Linked DNA regions of Mus musculus: region 1 is linked to region 2. The links are chromatin loops, found by intact Hi-C in ENCODE. Cell type or tissue: heart. All regions are shown on one strand. Links, peaks and the distances in the headings refer to the core of each region. The heading gives the core; the rest is flanking DNA. Region 1 overlaps Myof (myoferlin). Region 2 overlaps Myof (myoferlin).

Region 1 (2,910 bases), core at 114-2,613, 49 kb before region 2:
ATGAGAGTTTCTGCTATGACCATGGATAGGAGAATCATCTCAAGGCTCTGGAGGTTAATGGTTAAGAGGACTTGCTTTTGTAGAGGACCTGGGTTCAGCTCTCAGCATCCACATGCTGGGTCACGGCCATCTGTAACTCCAGTTCCAGAGGACTAAGCTCCCACTTGTGGTCAGCATGGTCAATAAGAATGCATGCAGTGCGCTAATATACATGTAGGCAAAGCACTTATACACATGAAATAAAAATAAAGGGAAAGGAAAAGAAATAGTTCAACTCTGGTCTCTGGGAATCTGCATGCATCTGCTGCTGCTGCTGCTGCTGCTGCTGCTGCTGGGAGCTTTGAGAGGTGCATTCTGAGGGACAGTTGGGAAGAGAATCAGAGACCAGTGAGGATAGGCCCCTCTGGTGCAAGTGAATCAGAGAATTAAGGGAATGCCCCCATGAGGGGCTTTCACCTTGGTAAGGGACTCTGGTACCATGACCTGCTATTACAGCTGTGCCCAGGAAGAAACCCCTGTGTCAGCTGTCAATGTGTGTTGAGCAAGAGTACCCAGAGCCATCACCACAGGTAGACGAGCCAGTGCCAGTTGAACTACAGTAGAAGAGAGAGATGGGGCTCAAGACCCCACATAACTCAGCCACATCAAACTTACAGCCAAGGGACAGGGAAGGGGCAGTGGATGGAAATTCTTGAGAGGAACTAACCGGGATAGGGAAATTCTGGCTAAACCAACATAACAGGATTCTTGCTGAAGGCAGTTCAGGGTGATCCCCAGTCACATGGTGGGTGGGGGCAGAGATAAAGAGTCTGACCAGTTATTAAGATGGTTAATCAGATATCCAGGGTTCAGCAGGGTCCTTTGTCAGATCTGAACCTAAGACAGAAGTACATGTTCTATCTCGGAGAAGGCTCCTAGGAGAAAATCTGGCTTTGCAAACAGCCTTCGTCTGCGGCCTTGCTTCTCCTGGCCGTCAGGTTTGTTTTAAGGAGCACGCTTGGCTCACTCCTTATTCTCAGGACCAGGGAGGAACTTGATGGGCATAGGCCCAGAGGAGGGAACAGTGTGGGAAATCCATGCAAAGTGCTACAGGCCTGGCTAAAATGACAAACTCGGGCAGCCAGAGCCAGGGCCTTCAAAGAATGGGATAGCTTGGTCTTCTCAGATCTTCCACAGGGCATTTGGGAACTGTTGAGGTTTGGAAAGTTTTTTTTGGCCCCAGCCCAGCTGTAGGCTATGATTCCTCCCAGAGGGTGGCAGGGCTGGCTGCTTACAGTCCCTAAAAGCAGCAACAGAGAGTGTCCAGTTGATGTTCAAGCCTCCAACAGGCCTTTCCTCTGTGGAGGGGATTTCCAGCAATCCCCGTGGTGATGTCCCGGTTACACAGAGAAGGGACCTGGTGAGCTGTATATGGGAGCGCCCCTGCTAAGGCCCTCAGCCAGCAGGGTCCTTATTCACCACAGAGGCATGTGGCTGTGAATGGGGGCCCAGGCTGTGGGAAAAACATTTCCATTCCTCTTTTTAAAACCAAGTATATGTTTCCAGATAAACACAGTGATGAAGAGGTTCTTAACTGACACTGCTTAACTAAGATAGCTAGCTTGACTCTCAACTCCCCCAGGCCCCAGGTATAACACCCAGTTGCCAGGTCATTCCCAGGGCTTAGAAGTAGCTCTGTGTCATGCATAGAGGCCTGCCTCTGAGTTTGATGTCAGTCACAGACTGAAGGCGCAGTGTCCTAGGTTCCCTTTGGTGTCTAATGCGTCTGAAGCTTGTTAGTTCTCCCAGGAGAGCTGCTGGGCCAAGGCCTGGGCATTTATTTCTTCCATGGTGGCTTCCTTTTGGGACTGTAGCCCATCTGTTAGCGCCTTGGGAGCAGTCCATGGGAGACTCTTGTTTTTCTGTGAACCACAGGGCGAAGCGTCCCTCTTACCCACACATCTTATCATCTTGGCCTGTTTACAGTATCACATTAGTAATAGAGATCCCAGGCTGAGGGTCACCTCCTTTAAAGGAAATCAGCTTATAGTCGGACTGAGCTGTTCCTGTCCCTCGTGTAGGAGGTCAAGTTATCATTCCCCATGTTCTCACCGTTTTCTGTATCTAGGCAACGCCCCAGAAAACAGGCCTGGCTGGCTGACCTGCGAGGCGAGACATAGGACTGCAGCTCTGGCAGTGGGCAGTGCTTCCTTCGGGTCAGTCAAAGGTCTCAGAAGCTGTATCTGTGTTTACATCTTTCTCAACACAGCCTCACTGTCAAATATCTTCGAGATTAGTCTTTCCAGGATGTTCTCAAAACACAGTCTTTACTCCGCACGCACATGCAGACACACGCAAGCGCGCGCGCGCACGCACACACACACGCACACACACACATCAAATTTTCCTTTAAATGCCCTCCCCCACAGCAAAACCACCAGGGTTTTATGATGAGAAAGCAAACCTTAGCAACGGGACTCAAGCTGCTTAGAAGGGATTGAGGTTAGAGTATATAATTGGCTCCTTTTACTCCTCGCCATTCCTGCCCTGTCTTCTGTTACTGCACTCTTCTGGGGAACGAATCAGCAAACTGAATCAGAACAGGTTACTAGCCATTCCACTGCATAAAAAGATGAGCAAAAGGCTCTGTGTGTACTCAAGCCTGTTCTTTCTGGTTAGCCACAAGCCCCACTGTCCCCTACTGCACCGGGTGACTTCACTGTATATTTTATTCTCTTACTGTCTTCATCTTTGCCTCTACACTGTGTGTGAATCAGTTGTGATCTGTGACATTATAATTTTGAAGGCAGAAACCCTGCCTTTCATTATGATGTCTCCAAAACAATTCTAGGAGTTTTACACACACACCTCAAGAACTGGTAAAGTAAGAAAAAAGAAATACTTAACATACAGTAGTTTCCTAAATAGACC
Region 2 (2,910 bases), core at 297-2,796:
ATGGTTGATTTGTTCAAACTTAAACTCCCTACGTCCACCACTGTGAACAAGTTCACAATGATTCATGTTTGATGCAGTTGGGTTGCCTTTGCCTTGAAACTAAGGACAGATAGTTAAAATGCTGTTTCCAAAGGTTACGTGTGGGTTAGTTCAACTGTCCATCTGAAATATAACTGAGTCCATACTATTTACATATATATCCTTTTGAGGGTTCCCTCACCTATTCCTGATGGTTTCTTCCTGTTTATTTTTGGAGTACATAAAATATTTACATAGTTCCAAAGGTCAAAATACAAGACAAGGCTTTCTCTATTGCTTAAACTTATCAGTGTTGATTGCATTTTGAATAAAAGTAAATAGCACGAGGCTATGGTAAGTATCAGTGAGTGAGAACAAAGCCCTCTGGCTTTCTGTAACGAAATCTTTTTATGTCCCTACCCCTCTACTCACCCTCTACCCTGCCTTGGAAATAACACTTTCTTGGACATAATGGCAGAATTACACAATTATCTCTCCTCTTTCTTGATTCTTCAGCAATCAAACATAGAGGCTGTAAAATCAGGGATCCAGGGTAAAATTCCTGCAAACCAGTTGGCGGAGGTGTGGCTGAAGCTGATAGATGAAGTTATAGAAGACACGAGGTACAGTAATCCTCTTCCTATCTGCACGTCCCCAGCATGCCCTGAATTCTAAGACTGTAGGTGCTTTTCCAATCTTGTCAAGTATTTCTCTGGAAAAAAAAATGCGTTTGAGCATTGTTTTGGGCTCCTTGAAAGTCCCACCCCAGCCCAGGAGAAGTTTCTGAATCACCCGGAAAACCTCCATTCTCTGGTTTGGTGCCAAGTCTAAAGTAGCCCAAGTAGGCCCAGGCTGGACTACCGGAAGCTGGCCCAGCAGCCTGAGGCAAAGGGTGGGAGTGGAAGAGAGGGAAGAGAAATAGCCTGAGCTAACCTTTCTGCAGAAGGACTCCTGACTTCCACAGGGATATAGGAACATGGCTTCCACCACTCAGAACAATGTTCCTAACTCATGTCTTTAGAAATAGCTTGCTGCTGCTGCTGTTGTTGTTGTTAAGTGTTTCAAGCACTCTGCCATCCTTCAGAAACAGTTAACACTAAAAACAGGAGTAACAGATAGTTAGAATGGGCCCTAAGCAAGGATGACGCGCAAATTCATTATACACTAAGAAATAAACAAGAAACAGCAACAATAACAACAACAACAGCAACAACAACAACAACAACACACACACACACACACACACACACACACACACCACGTTAGACAAATCCAGGACACAGACTTAGCCAGAGGACATTTCATAGCTGTGACTTAAGAAGTAACTTTTGGCATTTAGAAATCAAAAGGGAAAGTGACTCATTCCAACCTCATTTTAAATGTTGGCTAATAAAGCCACGAACAGGGAAGGTCGAAAAGAAAAGAGCATGGACTACACCTCTCAAGCTCTGGAAGCAGACATTTCCCCTTCTGGGGTAAGGCCCTTAGTCATCCCGTCCTCTTGCGCCCCCTAGTGGTTTATTCAGGTCATTGACAAACAGCTAAAATCAAGCCCCACTGGCTTTGTGACCACTCAAAGCTGAGAGACTTAGGGATTCCCTAAGGAGTGACCTCTAAATTACAGATAAGAAAGAAGGGAGACCGCAGTGACACTGGGAATTATTTACCCACTTAATGGCCAGCATCTCACTTTCAAAGGGCTCAAGTGTGACTTCGGAGCTCAACAGCACTCCCGTGAATTTTTGCCTTATGTGGCCACCGCAGGATCTTAAACCTTTATACACACGGTGCCACAGAAGTTAATGAAATCAAACAAAAACATACAGCGACAGCTTTCACATGGAAAATGCCTGTGATTTGCCAAAGAAAGCCCAGGCATGAGAACACATGCTGGCTTCAAAGAAGCAAGCTGGCATCTTTCTAAATGTTCTGTCGCAGGAAATTCCATGTTTGAGGAAAACCATGCTAGGATATCCTTCATATAAGGAGCTGGGTGGCATGCAAATAATGTAAATTCTAAGTGGGGACAATGAGTCGAATTTCCTGGTACTGGTGACAGTCTTGCCCTGTGGTTTCACCTACTTCCACAGTGAGAGAGAGAGAGGCACAGCTGACATGTGGCTAATCTGAGTCACTCACTCAGCTGTCCCTGTTTTTCTTGTGGACTCTTAACTTGGCTGAAAATTGTCCTATACAAGTGGTCCTTCTTATCTTCTGGAGCTCTCTGAGAACCGTCTGAGAGGATGACGGTGATGAAGATGACGGTACTGGGGATATTTAAACTTTGGTGCTTTAAAATTTGTGTCTTCTCCGATGCCAACAGAGACATCCTCAACTACAGTTTAAAGCAAGCAGCCCCTGTAGACTCAGGAGATTGCTGTCATTTCAATCTACGTGAAATGGCGTGCAGACATACATTAAACATGTGGGCAAACACAAGTGGACTTAGTTTTGAGACCTAGAATGTCATTCTTAGGTTTGTTTCTCTTCTCTCCTCTTCTTATAGATACACCTTGCCTGTCACAGAAGGAAAAGCCAACGTCACGGTTCTGGATACTCAGATCCGAAAGTTGCGGTCCAGGTTTCTCTCCCAGATACACGAGGCAGCTCTGAGGATGAGATCTGAAGCCACGGATGTGAAATCCACCTTGTTGGAAATCGAGGAGTGGCTTGATAAACTGATGCAGCTTACTGAAGAGGTAGACCATTAAAATACACTGTCATCTGTTTCCAGAAGGATTCTGCAGATGACAAGAAGGGTGGGGCAGGTGGTGGGTGGGTCATCTGGTATATCTGCGACTGGGATTGGATCTGATCAATGATAAAAACCAAGGACTTACTAGGATGAGGAGGCTACTGGAGAGGGTGAAAGTCACCCAAATTTTGAGTTGC

What was found. Hi-C counts contacts between places; a loop is a spot of excess contacts. Peaks named below come from ENCODE experiments on the same cell type or tissue, not always from the same donor. Only the 100,000 strongest peaks of a DNase experiment are listed, where the experiment ranks them.
Region 1: a loop joins it to region 2, with 2.7 times the contacts of the local background. A loop is called at or near these places in 4 of 42 quality-filtered maps.

What each region holds. Positions count from the first base shown.
Region 1 is chr19:38,003,404-38,006,313 of GRCm38, reverse strand. All of the region lies in intron 3 of Myof (myoferlin), which reads left to right. Among named protein-coding and RNA genes, the nearest start is that of Gm52396, 11 kb to the left of the region's middle. In heart, for the core only: a CTCF peak has its summit at 1,242; DNase peaks (open chromatin) are centred at 1,133 and 2,103; H3K27ac peaks cover 1,963 bases.
Region 2 is chr19:37,954,174-37,957,083 of GRCm38, reverse strand. It overlaps Myof (myoferlin), which reads left to right. Exons shown (of 54, transcript NM_001302140.1): 22 at 535-641; 23 at 2,525-2,717. Among named protein-coding and RNA genes, the nearest start is that of Gm52397, 30 kb to the left of the region's middle. In heart, for the core only: a CTCF peak has its summit at 1,534 (motif pointing left); DNase peaks (open chromatin) are centred at 833 and 1,523.